2 separate regions of the Mus musculus genome follow, and region 1 is linked to region 2. The links are chromatin contacts, found by Hi-C in ENCODE. All regions are on one chromosome and are shown on one strand. The core of a region is the stretch at or near the end of the contact, and the rest is flanking DNA. Distances in the headings are between cores, read along the strand shown.

The links. Hi-C counts contacts between places; a loop is a spot of excess contacts on that map.
Region 1: a map of left cerebral cortex shows a loop between it and region 2 (6-fold over the local background). The contact joins the promoter of Kcnmb4 here to the enhancer-like site in region 2. A Hi-C loop is called at or near these places in 5 of 37 maps with a recorded cell type or tissue (T-helper 1 cell, T-helper 17 cell and left cerebral cortex).

What each region holds. Positions count from the first base shown.
Region 1 is chr10:116,471,501-116,475,567 of GRCm38, reverse strand. It overlaps Kcnmb4 (potassium large conductance calcium-activated channel, subfamily M, beta member 4), which reads left to right and starts at 2,045. Exons shown (of 3, transcript NM_021452.1): 1 at 2,045-2,382. The coding sequence starts at 2,047. Kcnmb4os2 (potassium large conductance calcium-activated channel, subfamily M, beta member 4, opposite strand 2) reads right to left here and starts at 2,405. Exons shown (of 3, transcript NR_130644.1): 1 at 1,181-2,405; 2 at 935-1,083; 3 at 581-802.
Region 2 is chr10:116,426,223-116,430,621 of GRCm38, reverse strand. The region is part of intron 2 of Kcnmb4 (potassium large conductance calcium-activated channel, subfamily M, beta member 4); the gene reads left to right. Among named protein-coding and RNA genes, the nearest start is that of Kcnmb4os1, 10 kb to the right of the region's middle. Within about 2 kb of position 1,982, at least 1 of the 3 ENCODE cell types and tissues checked has a DNase peak (open chromatin) inside an H3K27ac peak, as active enhancers do; it is left cerebral cortex, where a contact is called at or near this core.

The DNA of each region.
Region 1 (4,067 bases), core at 796-3,295, 45 kb before region 2:
ACACAAAGCTGGAGAGAGAACAACAGCTTCTATCCCTGTGAGAATAAACAATGAAGAAAGTAACTGAACTAACATTTGAGTTAAGACAGAACTCCCTGGCCCTGGTTTCCTAGGTTGTAAGCAGTTTTTGTTGTTGTTGTTGCTGTTGTTTCATTCACAACACTTAAGGCGCCCAGGAGACACTGAACTGTGAAGTGTGTAAGGTAATGGTGTTACGTTACCCTTAGGGCTCTGTCCTGGGCTTGCTGCACGTTGCATGAATTACTTTATTTAGTCCCTTAGCCTTAGCGGCCCTGTTCCGTGTTTATTCACCCACCCCTCGTCCCCATCTCCAATCCCAGAAGAGGTTGCTTTTTTGAAATGAGGATTGGCATCTGGAATCTGTCGAAGGAAAACACTCAGCGAAGATTTGCGATTTCAGGTTAAGACGCTTCAGCTTTGGAGCTCTCTTCTTTATAGCCAGCGTGTGCCTAACAAATGCCTTGACGCCAACAGGGGGGGAAATCTCAGGCAGAAACAAACAAACAAACAAACAAAAAATACAGTGTCTGCTCTCAAACGGAGACGACACTGAGACATCTTTGTGATTTTAAAGTTTTTCCAAGTCCTGCAGCCTTTTTATTCATTAAGAAAAACAGACACTAAAGGTCTCCTTTACCATTGTTTGGAAATACCCATCAGCATAACATGCCAGAACTCTGTCAGTGCCAGCCAAAGGGTTTGAAGTCTGGTAGAGTGGGCTTAACATTTCCATGACTTGGCAACTGTTATTCATCAGGAGCCTGAGTTCATTCATCTAGGACTTGAAAGACAAGAAAAGGAGGGTTAAAACAACAACAACAACTTTATTCTTCCAAACGCAGCTCTAAACAGTTCTCAAGTTTGGTTTTATGATCTTTAAAAAAATGTAGGTAAAAAGCAAATTTAAACTTACAAAGGAAAAGTCAGGAGAATAGAGGCTGAATAAAGGTGTACATCGATAGGGTGGAGTTCCAAAGTGTCTGCAAGCCGCGGTCGCCTTGCACAGAGCTCCAGAAAAAGCTCACCTGCAAATCTCAGGGCCAGCTAAGGGTGGCAATATTCCTAAAGAGGCCAACAGAGTCTGCTCTCACCAGCCCGAGGCCAGGCTTTGCCACCTGTTTGCGTCCACCCCCTAGGGGTCGTTCCCGCTGTCTGGCACCTATTTTTCCAGGAAAGTCCACCGACGCTCAAGGCTCCAATCGTGTTAGCCTGCACGGTCCCGGTGGCGGCGTGGGATCCGCGGGGACCTCCGGCTCCCGGCCGCTCGCCTGTGGGCATCCCCCCGCGTCCGCGCCGGTGCCCTCTGTCGCTCGCCGCCACCGGAGCTCCCTTTGCCGGTGCGCCTGCTGCCCCGCAGCTCCCCGGATCGGAGTTTGAAGATTCCCGCTTCGCACGCTCACGCCATCCTCCCCCACTTAAAAAAATTTTTTTTTTCTCTCTTTTAACTTTCTCCCCAGCCACGCTCCCTCGGTGCTAAGCGTTCGCCTCGACCGTCTCCGCCATCTCTCCAGGTTGCATCTGGCGAGGATTCCGAGAGCAGCTCGCGGCGGCCCGGGTGCTCGCCCACGGGAGCTGCGGGGCGCGGCGCGGGGCGGGGCGGGGCGGCGGCGCCCAGGGCGGGGAGGAGCAGCCTCGCTCAACGCGGAGCCAGGGCTCAGCAGCCCAGTCGCTCCCAGCGTCGGGGCGCCGGGCGCTCGGCCGCGGCGATGGCAGGCGGGCGGCGCGCGCGGGGAGGCGGGCGCGGGGCGCGGAGCGCGCGGGGGCGGGGGCGGGCTCGGGGAGCCCCGGGGTGCCGGACGCTGTGAGGCGGCGGTGGCACCCGGGAGCCCGGCCTCGGGCAGCGCCGTCGCCGCCGCCGGGGGCGTCGCCGGCCTCGGCCCCTTTGTTCTCGCGCGCGCCCCCTCGCCGCCCACTCCCCTGCTGTCGCGCGGCGGCGGCGGCGGCTCCTCCCGCCCGAGGCGGTTGAGCTCGGCGCCGGGGGCGGGAGGGGGCGGGGAGCGCGCCAGCCGTGGAGAGTGGGGGGCGATGGCGAAGCTCAGGGTGTCTTACGAGTACACGGAAGCCGAAGACAAGAGCATCCGGCTCGGCTTGTTCCTCATCGTCTCCGGCATCCTGTCGCTCTTCATCTTCGGCTTCTGCTGGCTCAGTCCCGCCTTGCAGGATCTGCAAGCCACGGCGGCCAACTGCACCGTGCTGTCGGTGCAGCAGATCGGCGAGGTGTTCGAGTGCACCTTCACCTGTGGCACCGACTGCAGGGGCACCTCGCAGTATCCCTGCGTCCAGGTGTACGTGAACAACTCCGAGTCCAACTCCAGGGCGCTGCTACACAGCGACCAGCACCAGCTCCTGACCAACCCCAAGGTAAGCGCGCGGGAGCTCCCGCCTAACAGTGCAGGTTCGGGGCCAACGTCCCGGTTAGACCCCAGGGGAAGAATCGAGTGCACTGTCCTCGCTCGGAGTTGATGCGAGGGAGGCATGAGGTGCATGCACGCATCCCTGGAGCCCAGGGCTCCAGACCTCGGGGTGTGTTTGCCTACTGGGCGGTGGTACGCGAGCCTCTCTGCAAACAGATCTTTTCTGTTCTTAGATTTTTTTGAGCTCCGGACCACCCCAGGTCCAGCGCCTGCGGGAAGGGGTTGCCTAAACTCAAGGAGCAAAGAAAGTTAACTTTTCCTTCCAATGTAGCCATGGGATAGCCCAGGACCCAGGTACTCCAGTATATGGCCTGAGCTTCTATGGGGCTCAAGAACTCCCTTCTTTGAGAGGTTAAAGGGGTCTCTTCGCTTCTGGAAAGTATCTTAAGTGACTTTTGAATTTTAGTTCTAAACTGAAGTTTTTAACTTGAGGTCTACAGATAGACTTGGGATGGTGAGGGTGGGGTCAACAGCCATCAGGAGGAATCCAAGAAGAGATTCTGATGAGGTCGGGTTGGTTTGCTTGGTGCTGGTGGTGGAGGCTGAAGGGTCCTAACCACTCTGAGTGTTTGGGCACAATGAGAAGCTGTAACTAAGGAGTAAGTAGGAGAACAACTTACCGAAAATAGAAAGCCCTTGATGACATATACCAAGCAGCGGTTTCCTGACAACTTCTTTTGTTGTTACAGGGGAGGAAAAAAAAAAAAAAAGAGGGAAAAAAATAGATAAAACCTGGTTAGGACTTTCTAGCCTCTGGAGAGCAGAGAGGGAGACTCAGAAAACTTCCCCGGGGTAGGAAAGCACTTATAAAAAGCTGTGTCCCCAGTCCGTGAACTAATTGAGCCTTGCAGTGTGCCTGCTTCTGCAGGAGGGTTCTTTGATGCCTGTGTTCCTTTCTGCTGCCAGCTGAAGGTGTGTATATATATTCAAGTTACTGAGTCCTTGTACTTCCTGGGGGCTGTGCTGGAAGACAAGCAGAAATCATTCCAAAGAAAATGAGTCCTGTGCGTGCAGGAACATGTTCTCTTAAATGTGACCAGATAGATTAATCGGAATTCATTATTTTAAACAAGATCACTACCGCTGTGCAGAGAAACTCGGGCGTAACTCACTTATTTGGAAAGTTAGAAGAAACTAGTCTTTGAACATATGATGGACTCCTCAATGGAAAAGTCTCCCGCTAGTGCACGGAGGCTCGTTTGCTTTTAAAAATGGAGCTAATCCAAGAACAGTAAGTGTAGACGTGAACATTTGGAATCCAGTCTCTAAGGACCAAGGTCTTGCCGAAGTGATCGGTCTCAAAAACAGATGTGGGTTAATCTGCATAGTGCTTGAGAATTTAATAAGAGGTCTGGTGGCTTTGAGAAAGCATTGTAAAAATCAGAATTAAGTGAAAAATATCTAAGAAAGGTGTCAAGTAGTAACTTAGTGATTTGGAAGGTGCTCTGTAGTTTGCCATACAGGTGTAGTCATAGTTGGTGAAACACTGCTAATTATTTTTGAGATAGTCGTTTAATCAATTATATATGTGTGTGTGTGTATACATATGTATATGTGTATACATACATACATATATGTGCATATACATTCTTACAAGGTAAATTCTAACTTGTATGGTTAATATCTAATTTT
Region 2 (4,399 bases), core at 733-3,232:
ACACCAATTAAAATAAGCCAGACTACCCTGGTGCCTATATCTGGCCCTTACAAAGTTACAAAAAGTGTGTTCTTTGTTCTGGGTCTCTCCTCTGGCCTGCGTACTGAGAGGAGGTTCCCCGACATGTTGGATAAGTAAAATCTTCATGTGTTTTGCAATGATAGTTGTCTCTGTGGTCTTTGTGAGTGAGGGTCTTTTGACAAACTACAACAGTACATAATTTAGGGGTCCAGACACATTGGTAGCCTGGATAGAAAGCTAGCCTGTTTCTCTTTTCCTACATGCAGTAGGAAATGACTTAATTTAAAAATAGCTTCTGTGTATCCTATACATTGTAACAAAACAAGGTTCCTAACAGTTGGGAACCTTGTAAAGTGATAACATTATTGTAGGAGCAGCCCTTCAAGCTTCCAGGATCAAAGATTCTCACTGGGTCTTTTGCAACAAAAGACACCTACTTACCTTAATTTCCATAGCTCTCTGAGTAATCACACTGCACCAAAGGGAAGGGCGAGGTGTGTAAAAGTGAGGAAACAAGTGGGCAAGTGGGTTTTCTTGGTTGAGGATCTAATTCTAGGATACTGGATTTAACTTAGACATTAATGGCGATGAAGCATTGAGTACATTGTGGAGGGAATTGCTGTGGGCTGAGTCTGGGTGGTCCTGTGCCTGCCCGAGCTCCCTTCACGGGCATCCAGCTCCAGGCTGGCAGCCTTCCATAGCATGTGAGGCCAGAGTGGGGGTTACCCTGGAGGAGAGGTTTGGGGGTCCATCCGATGAGGGAGAGCAAGCGCTTCAGCAGGATGAGCTGGGGAGACAGAAACTGTCACACTGGGAGAGGTTGGGCTAGATAGGGATTTTACAAACAGGCAGAGAGGGGGCTGGGCTCGGTCAGCACCTGAATTTAATTCCCAGTAAGATGACTGTCAGAGGACCACTCCCCCCAAACCCTACCCCCGCCCTGTTGTTGTGAGACAGATGATTTCAGTCTGAGCACTGGGGAGGCAGAGAAGACAGGCAGGTCCCTGGGCATCTCTAGCCAGCCACCCTCACTGCTTGGCAAGTTCCGTGTCAATGAGGGACCCCGTGTCTTATGTAGGATTCCTATTGCCGTGATGAAACACCATGACCAAAATCAGCTTGGGGAGGAAAGGGTTTATTCGGCTTACACTTCCGCAGCACTGTTCCTCACAGGAGGAAGTCAGGACAGGAACTGGAGCAAGGCTGACTGGAATGTGGAGGCAGGAGCTGAGGCTGAGGGCTTGGAGGGGTGCTGCTCTCTGGCTTGCTCCTCATGGCTTGCTCAGCTTGCTTTCTTATAGAACCCAGGACTACCAGCCCAGGGGTGGTACCACCCACAATGGATTGTGTCCTGCCCCATGAATCACTAATTAAGAAAATGCCCTATAGGCTTGCCTACAACCCAATCTAATTGAGGCATTTTCTTAATTAAGTTCTCTCAGATGGCTTTAGCGTGTGTCAAATTGACATAAAACCAGCGAGTATGCTCTGTCTTGAGAAATGTGGATAGCACACAAGAGATGGCCCCTGAGATTGACTTCCGGCCTACACGTGTGCATACGTGCACACACACTCACGTGTGTGTGTGTATACCTCTTCACACACATGGACATATGCATAATCATTCCTAAAAGAACAACAACAACAACAAAAACCAGAAAGGCAAACAGCAAAGCAAAAATGATCACTTGTTTTGGAAATTATCTGAAAATAGTTGGCACAGCCCGTGAAAACACAAGTAAACACACAGGACTGTTTAGGCAAATCCATCCATGGCATTTACAGTTTCCAACAAATCTAGGTGGCCTTTGAACGAATCCCCTGCAAGTCTGCGAACCTGCTTCCCCCGTCCTCCAGATTTGCTCAGCTGCAACTCAGTGGCTTCAATCACGCTTTGAAGTCTGTTGCCGCCCCACTAACATTTGTTGAGCTCCCATTTTGAGCTTAACAGGATGTAAGGCTCTCTTCAAGGTCCGGGAACCCCAGGGAGACCAGCCAAGTGGATCTGAGCAGGCGCCTGAATATACCACTTTACTAGGAACCCACGGGTGTGGCTGAGCCAGCATTGTTCTGCCCCCTCCCCGGCCCCACCCTTCCGTTCTTACTACATAAGAAGCCCTTGCCATGTTGACCCCCACTCCTCAGGTATCATGGGGGAAGAAAGTGGTTTTTGACCTTCTTTAAAACGCCATCTTTGGACTGCACGCAGTACGCCTGGCTGTGTTCAGACAGGAAGGAGACAGATACAGTGAAACCCGAGGGGGGTCCCTTACCCTGCTCATTTCCTTGAGAACCCAAATGCCGAAGCTCTTGCCAGCCCTCCAAGCGCCCAATGGAATCCCTGCTCGTGTGCTTATTTTTGGGTTTGTCAGCGTGTTTGTCATCTTCTCCCTGGAAACGGTTTCTCACACCCACGTCGCGAGTGTGCGATCTGCGATGATTCCGTGTCCTCTTTGCCTGGAACGAGGGCTGAGAACATGATTCAGCTTAGGGAAATGACACAAAATGCGGCTGTTAGATCTTTCAAACCTGACTCTTTCTTATGTGTTTGCAGTCTCTCTACAGGAGCAGACCCTGCTGGAAGCAAGCAGATTTGAGCTCTAAGTTCCTAGGCTCCGGGTGTGGCGGGTGTCGCGGATGTCGCGGGGAGAGACTAGAAGACACACTGTTACTTTCTTGTTGCCGTGAGAAAAGCAACTTGAAGGGGGAAGGATTTATTTCAGCTCACAGTTTGAGGGTTCGTTCGTGCTATCACTGTGGAGAAGCCTGGAGGCAGGGTGAGAGTGGCTGTGACCATGTGATAGGCTCCGAGGCAGCTGGCCACATCACGTCTACAGTTAGGAAGCAGAAAGATGAAGGCAGGTGCTAATTTCCTTCCTTCCTTTTTTCTTCCCTTCCCCTCTCCCTTCCTCTCTCCCTCCTTCACTTCCTTCCTTCCTTAAGGCAGAAGTTCATACCCATCTTTCTGCTTGCAAAACTCGATCTTGATGCTTGTTCCACCCCACCCCCCACCCCACCGAGAGAAGACAGGAGCCTTCACAGAGGTTACACATAACAGGTGTCTGATGTGACTCTAAAGACACTAAAGTCACTGTGTGAGTGCAGAGCTGCTGCGGCTCCGTTCTCAGAAAGTCTGTTGAGACACTCTCTGATATGGCCCACATCTGTGACGGTCCCAGGCATAATCTAGTTCTCTGGAGTGATTGCTTATAGGGTAAGCTTAGTGCATAGCTTCTATTGATGTTCCTAATTAGAAGGTTCTAACGTCATCAGGGGCTTTTTTTTTTCCTTGCCTCTGCTGGACATGCCTGTGGTTGAATTAGAACACATGATTTGCGTGTTAAACCTGCTGTGTTGGTCAGACCTCCTCCCCATAAACCCACCGTGCTGGATGGGACACGGGAGAAGGAAGAGCAACAAAGGCATCTCTACCAAAAGGAAGCTGCTCATAGGAGCTGTCTGTGACTACGTCCTTATAGCATTCAGGTGGAAAAAAAGAAGTACCGGGGAAGACTCAGCACAGCCACCATTCTGGCATGGTTTTTTGTGGGTTTTGTTGTTTTTGTTGTGGTTGTTGTTGGTGGTGGTAGTGGTGTTTTTTGTTTGTTTGTTTGTTTTGTTTGTCTGTTTTTTCCCCGGTGGTGGCAATCATTCTCACAGCAGCCTCTCCTTATATATGCTCAGCATCAGAAGCAACAGAAGTGAGATACTTCCACATCTCATTTAGCTCTCAGGAGTAAGGTAGATTCCATCACCCCACCATTTGTGGTTTGATTAGGAAATGCCCCTCACCCTCCCCACCCCAAGCTCTTGGGTTTGGACACTCCGTTTCCAGCTAACGTCACTGCCTCGGAAAGCTGTAGACCCTTTAGGCGAGGCATCTCAATAGAAGGGAGTAGGTTTGACTGCTCTTAAATACCGTCCTGTGCCTGCAGATTATATACTAATACTTTATAACTAACTCAGTGCTGTGCTGCTCCAAGACAACGTACCTGCCCCCTTGCTAGCTAGCTCTCCTGCCGCAGTCAGATGCAGATTTTTAGCTTCTTCCACAATTAGTAAGTAGCCCTGTTGCCGCTCTCAGTCGACCTGGGAAGGACAGTGGAGGAAGACTGGAGGGTGTGACTCAAAATTACAGATGTGTGGTGAGCATTTTATCTACAGACAGGAACCCAGGGGAGCTATCACCCAGGCTTTTTAAAGCCCATACCATAGCATCATTGCTGAGCTCCGATGAGTCAGAATGCGCTGGTAACGGGGGAGGGGAGGAAAAAACCCTTTCCTCTGTCAGACTTGAAATGTTTGTCAACTTCATGTGAATGAAATCAACAAATAATGCATCAGCAGGAGAAAATGCAAACTGACTTGGCGTGTTATT